Linked DNA regions of Mus musculus: all the other regions are linked to region 2. Evidence: chromatin loops called from intact Hi-C (ENCODE). Cell type or tissue: left cerebral cortex. All regions are shown on one strand.

The links. A loop is a pair of places that touch in the nucleus more often than their neighbours do. Peaks named below come from ENCODE experiments on the same cell type or tissue, not always from the same donor. Only the 100,000 strongest peaks of a DNase experiment are listed, where the experiment ranks them.
Region 1: it touches region 2 in a loop (4-fold over the local background); 4 of 42 quality-filtered maps call a loop at or near these places.
Region 3: it touches region 2 in a loop (20-fold over the local background); 3 of 42 quality-filtered maps call a loop at or near these places.

Annotation. Positions count from the first base shown.
Region 1 is chr13:6,176,507-6,184,506 of GRCm38, reverse strand. No RefSeq gene overlaps it. Among named protein-coding and RNA genes, the nearest start is that of Gm35615, 110 kb to the left of the region's middle. In left cerebral cortex, no CTCF peak of the experiment used is centred here; DNase peaks (open chromatin) are centred at 3,001, 5,697 and 5,988; H3K27ac peaks cover 1,381 bases.
Region 2 is chr13:4,662,654-4,670,653 of GRCm38, reverse strand. No RefSeq gene overlaps it. Among named protein-coding and RNA genes, the nearest start is that of Akr1e1, 57 kb to the right of the region's middle. In left cerebral cortex, a CTCF peak has its summit at 3,679 (motif pointing left); DNase peaks (open chromatin) are centred at 3,739, 4,091, 4,515, 7,668 and 1 more place; H3K4me3 peaks cover 919 bases; H3K27ac peaks cover 1,103 bases.
Region 3 is chr13:5,487,723-5,495,722 of GRCm38, reverse strand. No RefSeq gene overlaps it. Among named protein-coding and RNA genes, the nearest start is that of Gm40660, 36 kb to the right of the region's middle. In left cerebral cortex, no CTCF peak of the experiment used is centred here; DNase peaks (open chromatin) are centred at 2,575, 2,745 and 3,248; H3K27ac peaks cover 3,060 bases.

The sequences.
Region 1 (8,000 bases), 1.5 Mb before region 2:
CCTTCCCCATGACGACAACTCGGCCGATGGGCTGCAGCCAATCAGGGAGTGACACGTCCTAGGCGGAGGATAATTCTCCTTAAAAGGGATGGGGTTTCGCCATTCTCTTGCTCTCTTGCCTTTGCTCTTGCACTCTTGCACTCTTGCGCTCTGGCTCCTAAAGATGTAAGCAATAGAGCTCTTGCTCTTGCTCTCTTGCTCTCTTGCTCTCTGGCTCCTGAAGATGTAAGCAATAAAGCTTTTGCCGCAGAAGATTCCGGTTTGTTGCGTTCTTCCTGGCCGGTTGCGAGAACGCGTGTAAGATCCTTTCAGGCTAAGCATTAAATTTTCTACTCAGTCCTCTTTTCAAATGCCAAAACCTTTACTATTTTAACCTTGGTAAAAAAACAAAAACAAAAACAAAAACAATTTAAGTAGATCAGAAATGGAGAACAGTTAGTGAAGGACACCTTGGATTTTAAAAGAATGGTTATCTAACTCTGATGACATATTCATTAAATCTAGCATCATACTGGAATCTGGAGATATAAAGAAATAAATGAAATAAAGAGAAATAAAAGAAAAATATACAAATGTAAATGTTATCTGTGATGGTTAGAATGTCAACTTCACACAACCTAGACTCATCTGTGAAGAGTCTCAATGTGATGTTGCCTTGGGTTGGCCTGCTGTCATATCTGGGAGGAATTGTTGCTGTTGACTGGTGTAAGAAGAACTTACCTATTTGGGGTAGCACCATTCCCTAGGCCCAGAATCCTCTGTGGCATGATCAAGCCAGCTTGTGAACAAGTCAACAGTTTGTATGTATTCATTTAATTTTGATTCTCTTCCTTTTGTTTCCTGAGATATATTTCCTTATTTCTTTTTCACTTTTCTTCTATATCTCTCTCTTCTCAAAGAATGTAGAAAATCATTTGCAGTCAAACTCTTGCTCTTTCCTATCATTCTGCACAGTAGGCTTTCTTTAGAAAAAAAATTGTCATAAGTGGAGATTAGACAAAAAAATAAGAAAGCCAATTCTGGTTTTTTATCATGCAGGTCCTAGGGATTGAATTCAGATCATCAAAGTTGGTGGCAATTGCTTTTACCCATTGAGTCATAACAAGCCTTTCCAAGGCTGGGGACTGTATATTTCTCACATCGCCATCCACTGGATTTAGGACAGTGTCACATGTGGAGTAACACTTAAATCTCTAACATGTGCAACAAAATGTATTGCTCTGCCATGACTCGGTTGCTGTTCTTGATTTTTATGAGACACATTATTAAACAAAGGAGTCAAAAACCCCTGCCTTTTGTGGTCATGACAGAGAAAGAACATAAATGAGAAACAGAAGCCGTGGATGAGTCCTGTGGAGTATAAAACATAAGAAGTCATACTCGCCAGAGTTGAGAGTATCTTGCTGGTGGAGCCGCTTCTTCATTCCTTTAGTAAGACCGGCAGAAGGCTGAGAACAACCACTGCTTCCAACCTGTTATGAGATTTCTGAAACATATATTGAAAAGCCTTATATGTCATTCAGTGGCCCAAAATATACAATAAAATGTATTTACATATATGAGTTTGTTTTTTGCAGTCTAGAATCTAGATGTAAAATCTTACCATTTCAAGAATGAGGCCTGAACATATTCAGGTGCAAAGACAAATCTAATTGGTTATAACTGGTCATGAGATCTAGAAAGTGAGCCTCCAATTACTAGTGTATGAAGTATAATAATATGTACCATATGCATATATGATATGCTCTAAAATAACATAATGACAGCTTCTTAGCAGGTGGCTTTGAAACATAAATTCTCACTCTGAAGACGCAATCTAAGTCATATACTGTTTCAGCCCCCATATGCAGTAACAAGAACTGTAAAAAGTTGAGCTTTGATGTAAGCATTTCACAGTGACCTATCCTTTACTACAAAATTACAGAAAATACTTCCTGGATTAAGCTAGATGCCCATCCATGCTTACCAACCTGGTACTGACCAATACCTAGGTGTTTAAGAAGATAAAGCAGGGTACTCAGAGTCCTTTATGAAGCTGACATATTACTTATGTTTATGTTCGGAGAATGCTTAAGGCTAGAAATCTAAGTACAAGGTGTCAGCAGGCTTGGTTTTCTTGGACTTGTCTCCATTCATATTTTTCTTTGTTATCACAAAGGCTTCCTTCTGGGAATGTGTGTGTCTTTGTTTGTTTGTTTGTTTGTTTGTAAAGACACAGTTTTTCCATGTAGCCCTAGATCAGCCTTACAGAGTTCTTCCTTCCTCTGCCTCCCAATTGCTGGAAGTGAAGGCATGTGGTGCCACTGTCTGGCATTGAATATATGTATCTTAATCTCCTTAAAATATTTAAATTTCTTTATTTGTGGGAGGTAGGGTAGGTGTGTGCATGGCCTGGTGAGCATATAGAAGCCAGAGCACAACGTAAGAGCACAGTTCTCTCTGTCCATCAGGTGGTTTCCAGAGATTGGACTTGGGTTATCCAGCTTGGCAGTAAGTGCTTTTCGTTTTGAGCTAGCTAACTTGCTCCGAAGCTCCTCTTCTTCTATGACTACCCACTGCATAAGGTTAGAGTTCACCCAACTTTTTAAAAAGTCACTTTTTTAAAGCGCCTGTCTCCACATTCTTGGCCCATGGGAGGTTGAGTTTCAATGTATGAATGCAGAGCAAAGGTCAACATTCAGTCTGCAACAGTGTTAATATACATAACAATAGAACAAACAAGTGTCACTGTTTGTAATGACAGAATTATAGACATATGTGTAAATCCCTTGAAACAGTAGTTGGGGTAGAAATGACAGACATCCTGTAGCAGCCTAGACCAAGAGGACTTTATTCCTCATCTTATCTTCTGTGAGAGATTGTAGCTCAGTTTATTCTTGGACACAATTTGAAGAAGACTCAAGTGGAGAACTTCCTCTCATTTCACAAGTTGCATTGAAGAATGATGATCTATATCATCTCCCAGTGTGTATGGAAAATAGCAATGGTGAGAAGGAGAAAAGGTGACTTGTGCTGCTTCCCCTGCAAAGTCAGCAGCATAAGGCAGTGTGCGAGCTGCGTGTTCACTGGATCATGGCTGGAGAGGCAGACATGTGGGAGGAGGTTTGGACTTCTTGCTGTCACCTGCTTCTTAGTCTCTAGCAAGCATCAACCTGAAAGGCATACTCACGCCTTGTCTGTGTAATTCTGCAACCTGTAGCAACCTGTCATGTTTTTTGCATAAAATTTGTAATCATACCCACAAACTAGAAAAGCCTGCCATGAATTACTATGTGTGGTTAAAACAAAACAAAACAAAACAAAACAAAACAAAACAAAACAAACAAACTGATGGCAGAGATGTCTTATTGAAACATCACAGCACACGTTTGAGACCATTTGTATTATATTATTGTCAAGAGGGAAGAAAACTTTCAGTAAACTTTCAGTCTTCCAAATATCTAACTACGGGGACTGTTGTGATGCTACATTTATTTAAAAAAAAAATAGAAGAAGTCACCCCATATAACCAAGGCCAGTGTACAGAATTTGGATCTAACTTAGCTGTGCTGCACTAAGTAAGCAGTTGAGTCAGACCTTGCACAGGGAAACAATGGCTTGTGGTGCTTACTGATGGTGTGTTTACTGTGGTGTATTTACTGATGGTGTATTTTCCTGCATCATTTGCTTTTGCATTCCTTTCCACTATCCCAGAAATTTCCATGGCAAAGTGACTAAAGGTAATAGTGGATACTCATCCAGTAGCTTCAAATTTTTATGGGTCTTTTACCATGGGCCAGTCAGATAGGCCTATGAGACCAGGAAATGAGAGACACAGTCACTTGGAAGCAAATAATTGTGAGTGTAAAAAAAAAAAAAAGCCAATATGAAGAATTAGTGAGATCCTGGGTGTAGCTCAGTGGTAGAGTACCTGCCTAGCATGTGCCAGGGTCTGTGTTCAGTCCTCAATATTACATAACCAATGAACTCTTGTTCTTATTTTTAAAAATAGGTTTGGGTGTAACTTGTGTGCAAACACATACACGTGTGTGTGTTTATGTATGTGAGCACACATGTGTGTTCATACATGGCATTGTGTTTATTCATCTGTGTATATGTGTGCACATGAGTCTCTCTCTGTGTAAATGGTTTGGACCAGGAATCTGTGAAACCATGGAGCTGCCTGTTAACACCACACTGTGTGCCCAAGGTCCTTTTCTCATGCAGGCTAGAGAGAAAGGAAACATTTTGGGCACCATGACACCTCTAAAGAAATATCCTAGAAGGGTCTCAGACTAGAACTGATTTTCTTTATAACAACTTTGAAAGTGAAACAGAAATATCCCCAACTAAACTCCCGGGTCTAGTTCATTCCAAACCACTGGCCCTTTTCTCCCTAGTATATGGCTATATAGAACTTTTGGGAGAAGGAGACAGGAGTGGCTTCCCAGGTATAAAGTCAACTGTACCAGATGTCTTACACAGACCAAGTCTGCATTCTGCTTTCCCTATTGAAATCACAGAAGAATTCCACTATTTTCCTAAATTCTTATATTCCTTTTTTCTTTTCTGCACACACATTCATTAAGCTTTTGACTAGAGGATTGATTTTAATGAAATATGGCCCAGGGATACCAGCCCATCATTTCACTTGACGCTCATCTCAGAACGGGATGCTCTCATTCCAAACTCCAAGCTCTCTTTGAAATCCACTGGCTTACTCTTACTTTCCTCTCCGTTTCTGATCAATATAATCAAAGGACTCACTGTTGGCATAATAACCTTCTGGTTGAAATTCAGTGGCTGTGGAGTTTCCTCCCTTCATTTTTTCAGTGCATACTCCATCGCTTTGGATGCTGTGTGACTAACAGAGAACAATTGAGCTAGGACAGGAAAACCTACTATAGACATACTGCCTCTTCACCCCTTCAGTGTGTGTGTGTGTGTGTGTCTGTGTGTGTTTAGTCTAGGGGACAGTCTCAGGTATCATTGGCTAAATACCAACCATCTTTTATTTTCCTTTGACACATAGTTTTACACTGTTCTGAAATAGGCTATTGTCTACCCAGCAAGCCTCAGAAAGGCTCCTCCTGTTTTTACCTCCCCTAAACTGGGGTTGCAAGCATGTGTCACACACGCAGCTTTTTCATACAGGTTCTGGGGATCAAACTCAGGGCTTTCTGCTTGGAAGGCAAGCACCTTATCAACCAAGCCTTCTCCCCAGTGTGGATTTGCTCTATGAGAGCACAGCCACACTTGAAGCTGCTGAGCAAGCTTTAAAATAAACTCTTAACCCAGCAGGAGTCTTTCATTCAAGGAAAATAATAGCAAGGGGACTGATGTGTTCAGGAATTGCCATGAGCAAGGAGTTTATGCAAAAATAATTCTTCAGAAATCTCTGCAGGATCTGAGAAAGGCTGGTAATTACAGTGTCAACCTGGCCTTTCCAAAGATACAGTTTGTGGAATGCAGTCTTTCCTCCGCCTCCTTCAAACTACTGAGCAATAAACAGTCATTTGTGATAATTGCCAAAGACGACCTTTGCTGGGGAGATACGGGGTGTGAGATTCTGGTTCCTGTGTCTCAGTACGGGGCCATTTGTCTCAGCCATTTTTATTCCAGCAGCTCCTGTACATGACTCTCGGCCACCATCGCCCACAGTGTTTCTGTGGCTCCAAACCCACCTTCTGGGCTCTACTTTTAAAAGGAAGAACAATGTCTATTTTTGTTTCTTCTCTTCCTCTCACACCCAGTTCAATGTGATGCCACAAATATGGCTAGCTGTTTGGAATAATTTGCAGAATTTAACATTACAGGCAAGCTCCATCCTCCCAGTGTGTATTTTGAGTATTTTATCATGAGTGTCAAGATTTTATGCATTACAGTATGCTCATGATATTTCTCCATGCTTTATTTTGGGCATGATAAAATCTGTAGCAATTAGTTTCTCACAAGTCTATTTTGTGCTAAGGAATCTGTTATTTGCTCCTCGGGTGGGTTCTTTGATTCTACCTTTAACGCGACTGACTCTCTTTATTCCCAGACTGATGCTCTCTCTTTGGGTTTGGCACATGTCCTCTGGCTTCTGGCTTCTGGGCTCTGCTCAGCCTTTTGAAATGCAACTTGGTAAAATGTCAAGTGCAAATTAAGATGAAGCTATAGGGTGGTGAACCATAAACATGAGTTAAATTTTAAAATGTGCTTTTACCAACAGGAAATGAGAGAATGTATGCATGAAGATAATGTGAAGATTGAAATTCATATTTTAATCCTGTCCCAGGAGTCAGAAAGAGAATAGATGTCAGTTGTTTGGGACCCCTTAAATGGATCACAGCTGACCTGAAGGGAATAATTTAGTTGCAGGTATGTATTGCTTAACAATAGTATGTGAGAAAGAATCCATTAGGTGACTTCATTGTGTGAGCATTCTGGTGTCCTTATAAAAACTTAAATGATGCAGGTCAGTCCCTCTGTGTAGCATCTTGATGCAGCCAAAGTAGGAGGAAACAGGAGATTTATCATCTGTTTCTGCTATAAATAAGAAAGACAAAACCAAACACTCTTTTATAGTAACTTTATTTATACCTAAGGACACATAATATTATATACCTAATTATAGGTAATACACTTTTTAAAATATTTATTTTGTTTTTAATTGTACATGTATATGTGGGAGGACATGCACACGTGAACGTTGGTATCTGTGAAAATCAGGAGTGGACATCAGATCCCCTGGAACGGAACCTATAGGCAGCTATGAGCCACCCCACATGTATTCTAGGAACTGAATTCAAGTCCCTCATAAGAGGTATACTCACACTTAACCATTGAGCCGTCTCTCAGGGATCAACCATTGAAAATACTTTCAAATACTGATTAAAAGTACAGTACCACAAATAAGTAAACCACAAACCTCGTCATTTTTATCTTTGTCTCATTTATACTCCATATACTTTTGTGCACTAGACTTCATACAGTTGGAAGAAATACCGATATTGACTTAATGATGTCAATGAGATTGATCCCTGCAGAGAAATACCTCACATAGGCATCTTAGGGTTTAGGTGATTCACGGTTGCTGAGGCTTCCATGTACGGGCTATGTTGATTCTGACCTACCGCATCATGACGGCAAGAGCTTCTTTCATGGCATGAGAAAAGCAAAACAAAATGTACAGGTCTAGGGACCAAATGAAAGCTTCAAATGCATTTTGCTGCCTTCAGAAAAATGCTAACTGCTAATTTTTCCAGTACCTCTCCAAATAGCGTCACCTCATGGGAAAAATCTTTAATTCACCAGCTATTGATGGAGGAGGGTACTTCTTATTTAAGCCATACCAATATTAATGAAGGAGTTTGCCCAATGTGAGCCACTTGAGAAGTGCCTTGTATATAATCTATTTAAGCTGAGATACACATTGCTATTATATAGAGATAGAGAGAGATTTTATACACACACATGTATATTTTTTATATATATATATACATATATATACATATACATATACATATACATATACATATACATATACATATACATATACATACACATACACATACACATACACATACACATACACATACACATACACATACACATACACATACATATACATATACATATATACATATATATATATACATACATATATATATATATATATACATATTAGAGAGAGAGAGAGAGAGAGAGGGAGGGAGAGGGAGAGAGATGAAATGCTGTTTGTCATGCATGTATGTCTGGGAGAGGGTGTAGGAGCCACTAGAGCTGAAGTTATACAGAGTTGTTAGAAACCCCACATAGGTGCTGGGAAATTAACCTAGGTCCTCTTGAGGAACAGCCAGTGATTTAAACTGCTGAGCCAGCTCTCCAGCACCAACAGATTGCTTTATATTAATTAATTAATTAATTAATTAATTGGAAGGAGAATTAAACCTAGAGCATTGTGCATGCCAGGTAAGTATCCCACTATTGAGCCATTTCTTCACAACACATTTTACATTTTCTCACTGAGTTTCCTT
Region 2 (8,000 bases):
ATTGGGTGCTAGAGTCCCTACTACAGGAACATGCATATTACTCTTATGTCGCTCAGGAGTAGTTTCTGTTTTGAATGAAAATTGAGACCAAACATGGCTGATATACTACATTTTGCAGGATTTTATGGGTTGTAATATATGGACATAAAAATGCTAGTTATTCTGCATGGAGAGAAACAATATAATCAATAAAATATTTTACTGATTTCAAATATGAAAGTCAATAATTTCTCACAGGCTGAAGTTTTTGTTCATTAAAAACATGTTATCTAAACATTATCCCTAAGAGAACATGATATGCAAAATTGATTAAATATAGTTAAGACTGCAAATTATTAGAACATTAATCCTCTTGTTTAAACAGTCATGATTTTTCCCGAGAAGATAAACTTTGCTAACATTTCAGTCCTAAGTATTTTCTAACAAAATAGGCATGGATTAAGTGATTTCCAGCAGACCATTTTCAATGTTAATTTTTTTCATGTTTTTTTCATATTTTCCTATAAAGCAATCACATATTTTTACAGTTATTCTCTCAGGGGCTGAAAATAAAATCTGAGATGTTTTAATGCTCCCTTTCTTTGTGATAACATGATAAAGTCACCAGATGTTCAAGCCCAGAGGCTCTGAAAAAAACATCTGATTTGGTCATTCACTTTGATGAGTTAACTAGGGCCTAGACATTCAGTTCTACGTTAACAGTCTATCTGATCAAAAGAACATAGTCTAAAAGTTGCATAGCCGTTTTAGAACATTCTGGGGCATAACAACAACAACAAATAATGATGATGATGATGATGATAATTGGTTATTTTAATCAACCACAAACATGATACTTAATATTCGCAGTTACTCATTTGATCTTGCTTCTAAAGAATGTAGGGGCCCTTGGTGCTGTGAAGGCTCAATGCCCCAGTGTAAGGGAATGCCAGGCAGGGAGCCAGAAGTGGGTGGGTAGGTAGGTAGGGGAACACCCTCATACAAGCAGGGGGAGAGAGGTAAGATAGGGAGTTTCTGGAGGGGAAACCAGGAAAGGGGATAACATTTGAAATGTAAATAAAGAAAATATCCAATAAAAGAAAAGAAAAAATAAATAAATAATTAAAAATATAGAACCCAATGAACTGCTTTTGCGAACTGAAATTTAGTTAAATGATTGCTCTGATATTGGCAATTTTATTTCAAAACATTTTCGGGGGAAACAATAGTATAATATTTATACATTTCATACAATAATTCATTTTCATAATCAAGACTTTCTAGTGTAGTATATAAATTTGAGAATGCCATATTTGAGTATCATTTCTAACCCTATAGTTACTTCTATGTCATCCCTCAAAAACATCACCTCTCAAATTCATGATCTCTTCTCCCATAATTCTCTTTCTCTGTCTCTCTGTCTCTGTGTCTCTCTGTGTCGCTCTGTGTCTCTGTGTCTCTGTGTCTCTCTGTCTCTCTCACACTCACACACACACACACACACACACACACACACACACACACACACAGCATAACCTACTGAGTCCAACCACTGTTTCTTGTCCGTACACACATTAGGGTTGACAACTGAGGATTGAGGCATTATTATTGAAGAAAGCTGATTTTCTCTCCTTTGCAGCCATCAACTGCCCTCATCTAGGGGTGTCCTTGTGAAGCTTTTCTCCACCAATGGTGCCATGCCAACTGCCATGAAGTTTGCAGGTATTGTACAGGACACTTTATTGTTGAGAGGTGACAGATGCAGGCTGAGTACCAGGTCACAGCTGTAAGAGTGCTCTGTGGACATGAAAGGAATGTAGCTTTGTTGTGTGTGTGTGTGTGTTTTTTTTTTTAAATGTATTCCTCATTATGACACGTAGCAACTCTGTTTAATGTTAAAATGCCACTCCAATTTTACTGGATGACAAAAACCATTAGCCATTGTGTGGTTTGGGTTAAGTACTGGATCTTCAGTGTTTAGGACATAAAGAATAAAGGGTTCAATGTGACCATCCCCTCTCCCTGATGCCTAGTGATTATGAGGCCACTCTGGGAAAAATAAGATATGTCTTTAAAAGAAAAAAAAACAGAAATAAAAGCAACAAAACATATATTTTCTGTGGATTAAAACAAACAACAACCAAAAAAAAGAGGAAAGAAAGAGAAAAAAAGTAGATAAGAATTTTTCTTCAACAATTTTGATTTTCTAGAAATTCTTTTTTCTCACCTATCCTGGTTACTTTAATAGTCAACTTCAGAGTCATTTGAGAAAAGAGGCCTTAAATGAGGAATGCCTTTGATAAGCTGAAAGTATGCAGGAATTTTCTAGAGGACTTGTCTTAATGGTCAATTGATATTGGGGACCCAGAATACTGTGAGCAGCATAATTCCCTAGGCTGGTGGTCCTGATATGTGTAAAAAATCTGTGCATGAGCCTGTGAGTAAACCCGCAAACAACATTCTTCCATGATTTCTACTTCAAGTTCTGACTTCAGTTTCTGCCTGGAATTACTTCGGTGATGTATTTTAAAGTACGAGACGAATTAAACCCTTTTCTTTTCTATACTGCTTTTGATCATTGTTTTATCACAGCAGCAGAAAGGAAACAAAAGCATCACTTTCGTAAGAAGGGTGTTTAATTAATCATTTTCAACAGAAATTATCATTTACAATCTGGCAGAGAACTTTTATAATAGTTGGCATTATCATCATGAAAAAATGAGAAATAAATTAATTTTAACATACTAATTGTACTTACTTGTTAGTAATTTCATATGCTAACTATTCTCCAGAGGCTGGCCGCACCTTCATGGATGAGGTAATTATCTGAAGTCCATGGCTATCATCAACTTTCTGTCATGTTAATTTATCAGCTGTGGTGATTACTATTGATAGAATGTATGTTCCTTCTGACCTCAACCTCCCATTATGCCTTTCTTTCTATAATATAAGCATGATTTTCAATATGAATGCTTACACTGTGAATAGTATACGTCCATTACCCTTTAGCAACATTGTCAAAGTTATATCTTCCTAATCATTTCTTTTACTGTGAAATCGGTTGACTCTACAGGAAACATCTTCACAGTCTGAATTAAATGTGTGAACAACAGCTCTTTCTCTTTACTACAGAAATAGCTAGAGGGTGGACAGGAAACATTTGGCAAAATGTCTTTCTCAGGTCACACAACACAAACGGAAGGAAGCTATGTTCTCACTGAAAATGCCATTCCTCAAATGACTTATGTCTCAGAAAATGTGACCAATGCACTAAATAAACATAGATAGACATATATTTTCATTAATGATCACATACCTCCCAAATTTTTATTACGTGGCTGGTAGAGAACTCAACTAACAATATGGCTAATTCTATCCATCATGGATGTATTTAAGTAAGGTGCTCTCTAAGCACCTCCACTGTAGGTAGTTCAAGGTCACAAATCTCAGATTTCATAGCCATTAAAGCAAGACTTGTACCAGGAAGACCTTAAGATGGGGGGGTGGGGGGAATCAGATATTATGTTAACAGTGGTATAATTACTTTAGCACGATTATTAAATGTTTCGTGGTTATATTTTTAAAGATTAATTTTCAATAATTTCTTATTTTAGGACCATTAAGAACTCATAGGCAATGAGAGGGAATGATTGACATTTTCTGTCAGAGGTAAATTTAAAATGGGCTGTTGCGCCATCTGCTGGCAGTTCTAAAGCCATCCAATTGAGAAGCTAATCTCGTTCACATTTTTAACAGCGTGTTTCATTTTTACCCCTGCTCTCTCTCTCTCTCTGGCAAGGCTTTCAAAAATGCTTTCTGAACCTCATGTAAGGTGAGCATAAATGCCAATAACTATGATTCTTTAAAAAATAATGTGAAGTTGTGAGCTTTACATCACATGCATTATTCGTCTTTTCACGTGTTTTAATGAGGTACAGAATTTTTCTTTTTTAAACGCATACCACTTTGGATTTTTTGGTATAAAAAAATGGATCATTTGGACGCTGACAACTAGTATTTAAAATGGAACCTCCCACCCCCAACTCAAGTCTCACTCCAGGAAGCTAAAAGCTGCAAAATGAAGCGGCTTCCCTGGCTACAATCATCTAACCATACTTTTTCCCATAGGCATGCTAACAGAGTCTTTCCCAAAATGACACTTTGTGATGTGTCATACATATGCATGATTCCATCCTGCCAAGGAGCAGGAAGCAACGCAAGTGCTTTTCTGAAAGGGATGATTTGAGTCAAAGTTGTGATGAATACAAGTACATTAATGAACAAAGAACAAAGGAAATTCCTTTCCATAAAAAAAAAAAAAAAAGAATGCATTTTTTTGGTATAACATCAAAGAGATAATTAAAAAGCATAGTTCTTTATTTGACATTGTGCATCTCTTTGAACTGTCAGGATACACAGGGAATGGTGTTTTGTGTCTATGGAAAGGGAGAAGAAATGTGTCTCTTTTAGGGTAAATAAAAGGGGCACATAGTTTTGGTGACTTTAAATAATTCTAATATTGAAAAAACATACCCTTATTCTCCCATTACCAATCACTGAAAATAAACAGCAAGTTTTGGGGAAGGTCCACTTCATCAAGTTTGCAGAATTGCTACCTCAGAACATGTTCCACGGTCAGCTGAAAGTGACTTGAGAAGAGTAAAGATATCGATAAATTCTGGAATCAAAAATCTGTCCTTGAATTAGGACACAGAGGACAATTCTACAAATGTTACATAACCATATGCAGTGTTTGGAAACAATCATGAAACTAAACAGCTAAACTGCTGATATACACTGTGGTCATGACTGTAAGCAAATTTTTTTTTTAAATGAATCCTTATTTAATACATCCCATGAAGAATGGCTAACAGGTCCATGACAGAGCTTTGTGAAAACAGTTAAGGATCTTCATGAGAATGGGAGCCTTGGGAGTTGAAACTCCCTCTGAGACCTGGACCATTGGTGATGTCTTTACAAGGATGGCAAGGCTATGCTTCAGAAAATGCAAATCCCTTTTAGCTTCTATGAAATACTTCATTAGTATGAATATAGTGGTGCAGTTTGGATTGCCAACCCCAATCCCATCATTTCCTTTGTCTCCACACTCCCTTCCATCTACCTCTACTTAGAAACAGTAGTACATTGGTACATGGATATAAAATAAAGCAATAATTATCAGTCACAAATAAATTCACTACAGGAACCCCCTGAATATGATGTATATTCCCTTCTGGGGCTAAATACCATTTTGTTTCTGAAGTCAACAACAATAACCAAATAACCCAGTGCTTCCAAAAACTAACAAATACTCATTTCCATTTCTCCAGCTCTAGTTGAGTGGCTGGGTTGACTATGTTCCTCTTTTGGTTGCTTTCGAGTTTATATGAATTTAATGGGTGGGGTAAATATTTACAGTCAAGCATGAGTGTATCCACAGGACAATCACCTTGGCCCAGATCTCAAGAGGTTTAACATATTAAGGCTGACCAGGGAAAACAATCAAAATATCAATAAGGGCGCAATCAAATCCTGCTAAGGGCTATAGAAGCCATGTCTATTAAAAAAGTCAGTGAACAGGAAGACACTGGAAACCCATCAGATAACCCAGTTAATCTTTTTTATTCTCACATAGCATGAAACCAAAGGGAATTTTCAAGAACCAATCTAAGTGTGGACAAATTATAAAATGCTAAATAAAATTTTAAATACAAATTTACTATAGTCAAACATGCAAAGACATAAATTTATCAGCGATAATATTTTTATTCAAAATGTAATCACACTGATCCTTTGGAATCTGTTCTTATGTTGACTTAAAAATAATAGTCAACTTTATAGTGTACAGAAATCCCCTTTAAAATCCTCCCCATTCAAATATCATTCCCACTTTCTCAGTTCTATCTTTAAGGTCACTGACTGACAATGTGACCACAGAGACTCAGAATTATGCTTGCTAGATGTTTACATCTTTCTTTCAAAAATGAGGGAGGGAGTAATACACCTCAGGCTTTACATTATTTTTAAGTTTATTTCAAAATTAGCAGATCATTATATATATATATATATACATATATATATATATATATATATATATATATATATATATATATATATAATAAAGGCAAAAATAAAACATATACTGTATTCTCCAAATAATTCCCTCTCATTTTTTATGAAAACTGTCAATTTCTTGATTATTTCAAAGGCCTTTAAACCATATGAAGTTCAGATAGTTACAAACGGCCACCACCAGTTACAAACGGTAATTCAGTTCTTTCTGCAAACCAGTATAAAATTCTTAACTGACCTGAAGGGTACCTTTTGACTAGGACACTATTTATTTTAATGGAGTGTTAAGAAAAATGCACAACAAAGAAGGTGCCATTTAGAAACTCCCAATAAATCAAAGCAGGGAATTATTTGTGTAATAATACATATAACTTTGATATTGTTTAATGTTATTATTTTTAAAATTATAATCCTAACTGCTGACTTAATAAACACATATTTCATAAATTGCCTCTTTACCAACAATATTTCTTTTCTTTCATTTTCCAAATAGTATAAACTAATAATAAATGATGCTAATGTTAGTTAACTAGTCCACAAAATTGAGTACTGTAATATTTTGTGTATTAGTTGAAATATAAATTAAAACTCATATATCAATAAAATGAAGTCATGTTTCAAATTTATGTATCAATCCATTTGAAAAATATGGACTATTGAGGATGCCATAGCATTAAAAAGTACTTGAGAATGCTAGATGTTTTAATATATAACTTTAAAATATGGAGCCTGGAATTTACTCTGAAGTCAGTCATGGATCCTGTATGAACTTCAAAATATTTATAGCTGTCTGAAGCTCAGGATAAGAGTGCAGAAGACCAATATAAGCACATTGGTTGTTTCCAAGCGGGATGTTATCCATTCTTAGGGACTCCTCCTACCTCTTTTTGTAGTGTTTGTTTTTCCAGACGTTTGTTTGTTTGTTCACTGGTTTGATTTCATTTTGGCTAGAATTATTTAACTGAAGAAATAAAATCTGGTCAGGAAAATGGGAGGAGGGGGGAGAACACGTAAAATACATTATTACATTTTTGAAGGTTCCCCTTCCTTATTGTTGAGAAATTAGACATGTCTATTTCCTGTTGGAGAACTTAAAATGTTTTCTCAAACATGAGTAAATCTGCCCAATAAAAACATTTTTACATTAACTCTGATATTTAGACACCCTTAAGCATTATTTTATGATTTCTTCCTGAAGGCATAAAACCTCTTTGCTAGGCTCTGGAATCAATAAACAACAAGTGTCAGGAAGACACACTCTTGACTCAAACCCAGCAATTTTGTTGTTGTCCTCTCCCTCTCCCTCTCCCCTCTCCCCTCTCCCCTCTTCTTCTCCCCTCTTCTTCTCCCGTCTTCTTCTCCCCTCTTCTTCTCCCCTCTTCTCCCCTCTTCTCCCCTCTTCTCCCCTCTTCTCCCCTCTTCTCCCCTCTTCTCCCCTCTTCCCTCTCCCTCTCCCTCTCCCTCTCCCTCTCCCTCTCCCTCTCGCTCGCTCGGCTGGGATTTTTTTTTTTTTTTGAGTTTCCCGTCGGTGAGTCATATTGTACTCTAACTTCCCCTTGGAACCATATGGGGCAATAATAAAGTGCTCCTCAGTACACAGCTATGCAGTGTTCCTTAACTGACTAAGGGGAACACTATGAACGCCTATCGTTGTCATAGATGGACATTCAGCCAAACAAAGCGACACGGGAATGGAAGCGAGTAGGAACAATGGATAATGGGCACTTTTACAGCTTTAGGATTTTTATGGGAAAAATAAAAAAAGCAAAACAAGTCCAACATGACCTTTGATAAAAGCACAGGAAAGCAATATCCTTAGTCACTTCTATTAAAAGACGCTTACAGGACTAGGACAAAGCCACAGATGTCAGTTGCCAAAACGTGGGGGTTTGGGGTTTGTTTTGTTTTTTGCTTGTTTGTTTGTTTGTTTTTATTAATTTAAGGAAATT
Region 3 (8,000 bases), 830 kb before region 2:
TGAATGCAGCAATTGCCCTGGAACCCAATAGATGTCTAACCTAGATCTAGTAAAGTATCTTCCTATCATCTATAGAGATGTAGTTCTAAGTTCCTTCGGGTTTGTGTTTTCTTTAGATTCTCTTCTTTTTTGGGGGGGGGGCTTTTTTTTAACTAGATATTTTCTTCATTTACATTTCAAATGCTATCCCCAAAGCCCCCCCATATACCGTCCCCTACCATGCTCTCCAACCCACCCACTCCTGCTTTCTGGCCCTGGCATTCCCCTGTACTGGGGCATATGATCTTCACAAGACCAAAATTCTCTTCTAAAATGATGCTAACATCTAATTTAATGAGTGTTTAATCATTTGGTATTCATGTTACATCTTTACAAACATACATGTCTACATTTCCCTGTTCTGTTAATTTAAGAGTCCTTTTCTTCCTTAATAGAAATGCTGTCTTTATTATGTATTAGTCTAACAGCTCTTCATTTTTTCTAATATGAGGGACTGGCTGTGTATATATTAGGTTGAGCACTCTACGATTAACAGACATCCACAGAACCTCTCCCTTCTTAAGTATTTTGAGGCACATCCTCTTTCAATTTCCCAGGCTGGCTTAGGGACCCTATGTAACTAAAACAGACTTTAAGCTTGTGAACCTTCTGTTGCAGCTGTGACTATGGACATATATGAACACCTCCATGCCAAAAGTATATTAATTTTTATGGATTCCTATTTCTTCTGATGTATGGTAAGTCAAGTCACTCATTCCTAATCACAATATTCAGAAGATTTTACTTACTATATATCAGAAGATTATTTTTGCTATTTGTATACATGCATTTAATATGAATGTTATATAATATAATTTTATGTGAAATTTTATATAATAATTATGCACATTAAAGTTGTTTTAAAAAACAGTGTCCTTCTAATCTGTTATGACTTTCTATTGTTTGATATGTTATATTCCTTAACAAAGCAGTATTTTGCTCAAATATATAGTTTCCTTCTCATGAAATCTATATCTTAAAGTTACATACCATTCTCACTATTATTTCTCACTTCATTCTCTCATTATTAAGAGCAAACCTCAGATTTTGTGCATTTGCCTTCTTTCTGTTCACCTTAATGAATTTTTGTCTTAACTCCAGTAGTTTATATCCTCCTGAGCTTTCTAGTTAGAAACTTATGTCCTGAAAAGGAGATATTTTTATCTTCTCAGAACTTTGTCCAATTTATTAAATTATGTATCTCATTACAAAGGCTTGGTTGTTGAAGGCATTATTAGATTAAGACATAAAAGTACAAATACATATCCAGTTCTGATTTCAATTAAAACAGAGTTTTCACTTTAGCATATAGAAAAATAAATTAGCAAAGCAAGCCAGCAATTTTCATTTTAAAAAAGAAAACTATAAAGAAGAATGTCTAAAGGGAGCTTTATTAAACATCTCTCTTAATAAACTTTTATATCTGTTTGATTTTTGTCCTTACATAATGGATTTTACATGACCAAATAATGATTAATCTTTCTTCCACTCCATGCCCACATCTGTTAGACTGAAGATGAAAGAAAAAAAAGAGCAAATCTTAGCTAAATTTGCAAATCTCATCACCAATTATATTTTATTTCCACAGCCCTTTCCCTTTTCCAATCTATCTTAAATGCATGTTTATATTTAACACATACATATATATGAATTTCCATATTTCACATATAAACACTTTATATATTTTTAACATATATAATAATGTACACACATTTAAATAAATATGTGCACATACATAGAGACACACATATACACACATACACACACAAACACACACATCATATTTGCACATACATAAATACATACAAACATACTTACACATACACACACACACATACACACAAATACAGACACATACACAGATAAACCTACACATATATACATATACGAACACACATACACACATGCACACATACACATACAAACACAAACAAACACACATATATTATACTTACACACAAACATACACATACACAGGTATATGTAAACATATGCACACACAAACACACATACACACATTCACACACACATATACATACATATATATGTGCACATATATACACAAAACCACACTCATACGCACAGATACATACACAAACACACACACATATAGAAACATATACACATATGCACACACAAACACACACATATATACCAACATACACACACAAATACACACACGCAAACACAATTATACACACACAAATACACTCATTCAGACAGATATACATACAGAAACACACACACAAACACAATTAGACACACACACACACCTCCTCAGCATTTCCTAACACTTTCACTGTCACTATTGCTATCCAAGGCATCTGAAGCCCTATGTTAGGCACCAGAAAACACCCCCATTTGGTTTCTGTACTTCAGTCTCACTCTACTGGTCAGAGCCATTTTAACTTCTGAGACAGAAGTTAAATAACTCCAGCTCCATGTTAAAAGTGCTGCACTCCTCTTTCATGGGAGACTCATTGTTTTACTTAATGCCCTGCATGATCTCAGCACTATTTTCTTTCTCTGTATTTCCCTGCCTTCTTCTGATCTTGCTTTGCAGCAGGTGCACTGTGGTCCTGGTACCTTATGGCATTCTTCACTGGTTTCTTGTGTTATCTACTCTGCATTAATCCCAAACAGTGCTCTCTGGTCTGCTCCAGCCTCCATACTAGCAGAGCAAATTCTCTGATAAAAGGTATACGTAATCCAAAGTGGCTAACTTTCCTCTTAGCACCTATCTATATCTCTGCTCAGTTTTCTCTTTTTGCTGAATCATCATCTGATGTATCAAGTGTGTGTTTACCTCTTTCACTCTCATATTCCTCATGCTAGACAGAAAGCTTCATGAGGCCATGGTAGAGTGCCTTTGTCTTTACTTCATTTCTGTTATTTTTTGACACAAAATCATCCATTGAATATGTTACTTATGTGACAACAACAAAACACATAAAAGGAACATGGCCATAACATAGTTACTCACATTTTAATGTATTTTCATCTTTGTTCATGAACAACATCTTTTTATAATCATCTTTTATTGTTCAATTTTCCTATTTTGAATGTTATATTGCCTTTGTAAAATGAACTGGGGAAGTCTTTTATCTTTTTTCCCCTAAGGCCTGAAATAATTTAACTTTGAACAGCTCTCTTTCTTAAAGGTTATATAAAATGCATGTTACATAAACCTCAGCTGGGTGGCCATCTGTTCCCACTGCCTTTTTCAATGATAGATCTTTAAGCATCTTTTTCTAAACTCTTTTATGGTAACTGGTGTATTTAAGTTTCCCCTTTCTTCTTGGGTGAATTTTGGCAATCCATATTTTTCTGGGAAATAATCCATTTCCTCTAGACTTTCAAATGTCTCGTCAGAAAGTTTTGTATATATTTTTATGACTGCCTCAATCACTTCAAAATTTATGCTTTTTTTCTGTTTCTTTCAATCTCGAATCATGTTTTAAAAATCATTTCTCTCTTTTTCTTGAATGAGCTAACACATCATTAGTACTCTACTGTTAAATTTAATTTTATTTATGATGACCACCATGGAGAACAAAGTATGTGGATAAAGAAACCAGAACAATACGCAGTCTGTTGGTGAATTTATGAAATGCTATGTCTGAAGAGGAAAACAGTATTATTGGGTCTTAAAAATTTGAAAAAAGAACTACCATATGATCCAGAAATTTCAGTTCTGAGAATGTACAGTCTCTGAGAGATATCTTTATACCTGTGTTGATAGTATAATTACTCATAGCAATTAAAACATGGAGGAAACCCAATACTTAAATAGTAATAAACAAATAAGCAAACCATGTGGCACACATAGAGAATGGAAAGTTGTTTAGCTAGATTGAGGTAATTCTGATGCTTGATACAATATGTATCAACTTTGAGAACATTATGTTGAGTAAAACAAGCCAGTAATAAATCAACAAATATTATTTTATTCACTTATGAGATACCTCCAGTAGTCATATATGTAGAAAATAGGATGGTGGTTACCAAGAACTAAAAATAGAAGATACAGACATGTCTGAAGATGACATGTCTTCAGTTTTAAAAAATTGAAAAGTTATAGAGACAGATGTTGCTGATCATGTAGCAGATTGCCAATATGATAAGTATCACCGAGTCATATATTTTTCAATGGATTGAATGCTGAATTTAATGTGGGTTTTATTTTTAATAAAACATTCATAAACATATTAAACTGATACAAAATTGTGTTTCCCTTTAAAGATATTAGTTTTGCTGCACAATAATTTCAGCCATGTTTATCAGTTTATAATCATTATTTGCTTTTCATTGGAATTATTTCCTATATATTTTTTGTTTGTATATAATTTTATTAGGTATTTTCTTCATTTACATTTCCAATGCTATCCCAAAAGTCCCCCATACCCTCCAGCACCCCACTGCCCTACCCACCCACTCCTACTTTTGGCCGTGGCATTCCCCTGTACTGAGGCATATGAAGTTTACAAGACGAATGGGCTTCTCTTTCCAATGATGGCTGACTAGGCCATCTTCTGATACATATGCAACTAGAGACATGAGCTCTGGGAGGTACTGGTTAGTTCATATTATTGTTCCACCTATAGGGTTACAGACCCCTTAGTTCGTTGGGTACTATCTCTAACTCCTCCATTGGGGGCCCTATGATCCATCCAATGGCTGACTGTGAGCATCCACTTCTGTGTTTGCTAGGCCCCGGCATAGCCTTGCAAGAGACAGCTATATCAGGGTCCTTTCAGCAAAATCTTGCTAGTGTATGCAATGGTGTCAGCGTTTGGAGGCTGATTATGGGATGGATCCCTTGGTATGGCAGTCTCTAGATGGTCCATCCTTACATCTCAGCTCCAAACTTTGTCTCTGTAACTCCTTCCATGGGTGTTTTGTTCTCAATTCTAAGAAGGAGCAAAGTGTCCACACTTTGCTCTTTGTTCTTCTTGAGTTTCATGTGTTTCACAAATTGTATCTTATATCTTGGGTATTCTAAATTTCTGGGCTAATATCCACTTATCAGTGAGTACATATCATATGAGTTCCTTTGTGATTGGGTTAGCTCACTCAGGTTGATGCCCTCCAGGTCCAAACATTTGCCTAGGAATTTCATAAATCCATTGTTTTTAATAGCTGAGTAGTATTCCATTGTATAAATTTACCACATTTTCTGTATTCATTCCTCTGTTGTGGGACATCTGGGTTCTTTCCAGCTTCTGACTATTATAAATAAGTCTGCTATAAACATAGTGGAGCATGTGTCCTTCTTACCACTTCCATCTTCTAGATATATGCCCAGGAGAGGTATTGCTGGATCCTCGGGTAGTACTATGTCTAATTTTCTGAGGAACGGCCAGACTGATTTCCAGAGTGGTTGTACAAGCTTGCAATCCTATCAACAATGGAGGAGTATTCCTCTTTGTCCATATCCTTGCCAGCATCTGCTGTCACCTGAATTTTTGATCTTAGCCATTCTGACTGGTGTGAGGTGGAATCTCAGGGTTGCTTTGATTTGTGTTTCCCTGATGATTAAGGATGCTGAACATTTTTTTCAGGTGCTGCTCTGCCATTCGGTATTCCTCAGGTGAGAATTCTTTGTTTAGCTCTGAGCCCCATTTTTTAATGGGGTTATTTGATTTTCTACAGTCCACCTTCTTGAGTTCTTTATATATATTGGATATTAGTCTCCTGTCTGATTTAGGATAGGTAAAAATCCTTTCCCAATCTATTGGTGGCCTTTTGTCTTATTGACAGTGTTTTTGCCTTACAGAAGCTTTGCAATTTTGTGAGGTCCCATTTGTCAATTCTCAATCTTAGCACAAGCCACTGCTGTTCTATATAGGAATTTTTCCCGTGCCCATATCTTTGAGGCTTTTCCCCACTTTCTCCTCTATAAATTTCACTGTCTCTGGTGTCATGTGCAGTTCCTTGATCCACTTAGAGTTGGCCTTAGTACAAAGAGATAGGAATGGATGAATTCACATTCTTCTACATGATAACCACCAGTTGTGCCAGGACCATTTGTTGAAAATGCTGTTTTTTCCCCCACTGGATGGTTTTTGCTCCATTGTCAAAGATCAAGTGACCATAGGTGTGTGGGTTCATTTCTGGGTCCTCAATTCTATTTCATTGGCCTACTTATCTGTCGCTATACCACTACCATGCATTTTTTATCACTATTGCTCTGTAGTACAGCTTTAAGTCAGGCATGGTGATTCCACCAGAGGTTCTTTTATCATTGAGAAGAGTTTTTGCTATCCTAGGTTTTTTGTTATTCCAGATGAATTTGCAGATTTCCCTTTCTAATTCATTGAAGAAGTGAGTTGGAAATTTGATGGGGATTGCATTGAATCTGGAGATTGCTTTTGTCAAGATAGCCATTTTTACTATACTGATCCTGCCAATCCATGAGCATGGGAGATCTTTCCATGTTCTGAGATCTTTAATTTCTTTCTTCAGAGACTTGAAGTTCTTATCATACAGATCTTTCACTTCGTTAGTTAGAGTCACACCAAGGTAATATTATTTGTGACTATTGTGAAGGGTGTTGTTTCTCTAATTTCTTTCTCAGCCTGTTTATCCTTTGTGTAGAGAAAGGCCATTGACTTGTTTGAGTTAATTTTATATCCAGCTACTTCACTGAAACTATTTATCAGGCTTAAGTGTTCTCTGCTGGAATTTTTAGGGTCACTTATATATACTATGATATCATCTGCAAAAAGTGATATTTTGACTTCTTCCTTTCCAATTTGTATCCCCTTGATCTCCTTTTGTTGTCGAATTGCTCTGGCTAGGACTTCAAGTACAATGTTGAATAGGTAGGGACAAAGTGGGCAGCCTTGTCTAGTCCTGATTTTAGTGGGATTGCTTCCAGCTTCTCGCCATTTACTTTGATGTTGGCTACTGGTTTGCTGTAGATTACTTTTATCATGTTTAGGTATGGGCCTCGAATTCCTGATCTTTCCAAGTCTTTTATCATGAATGGGTGTTGGTACAGGGGAAAAATTCCTGAACAGAACAGCAATGGCTTGCTCTGTAAGATCGAGAATTGACAAATGGGACCTAATGAAACTCCAAAGTTTCTGCAAGGCAAAAGACACCGTCAATAAGACAAAAAGACCACCAACAGATTGGGAAAGGATCTTTACCTATCCTAAATCAGATAGGGGACTAATATCCAACATATATAAAGAACTCAAGAAGGTGGACTTCAGAAAATCAAATAACCCCATTAAAAAATGGGGCTCAGAACTGAACAAAGAATTCTCACCTGAGGAATACCGAATGGCAGAGAAGCACCTGAAAAAATGCTCAACATCCTTAATCATCAGGGAAATGCAAATCAAAACAACCCTGAGATTCCACCTCACACCAGTCAGAATGGCTAAGATCAAAAATTCAGGTGACAGCAGATGCTGGCGTGGATGTGGAGAAAGAGGAACACTCCTCCATTGTTGGTGGGATTGCAGGCTTGTACAACCACTATGGAAATCAGTCTGGCGGTTCCTCAGAAAACTGGATATAGTACTACCGGAGGATCCAGCAATACCTCTCCTGGGCATATATCCAGAAGATGCCCCAACCGGTAAGAAGGACACATGCTCCACTATGTTCATAGCAGCCTTATTTATAATAGCCAGAAGCTGGAAGGAACCCAGATGCCCCTCAACAGAGGAATGGATACAGAAAATGTGGTACATCTACACAATGGAGTACTACTCAGCTATTAAAAAGAATGAATTTATGAAATTCCTAGCCAAATGGATGGACCTGGAGGGCATCATCCTGAGTGAGGTAACACATTCACAAAGGAACTCACACAATATGTACTCACTGATAAGTGGATATTAGCCCAAAACCTAAGATACCCAAGATATAAGATATAATTTGCTAAACACATGAAACTCAAGAAGAATGAAGACTGAAGTGTGGACATTATGCCCCTCCTTAGAAGT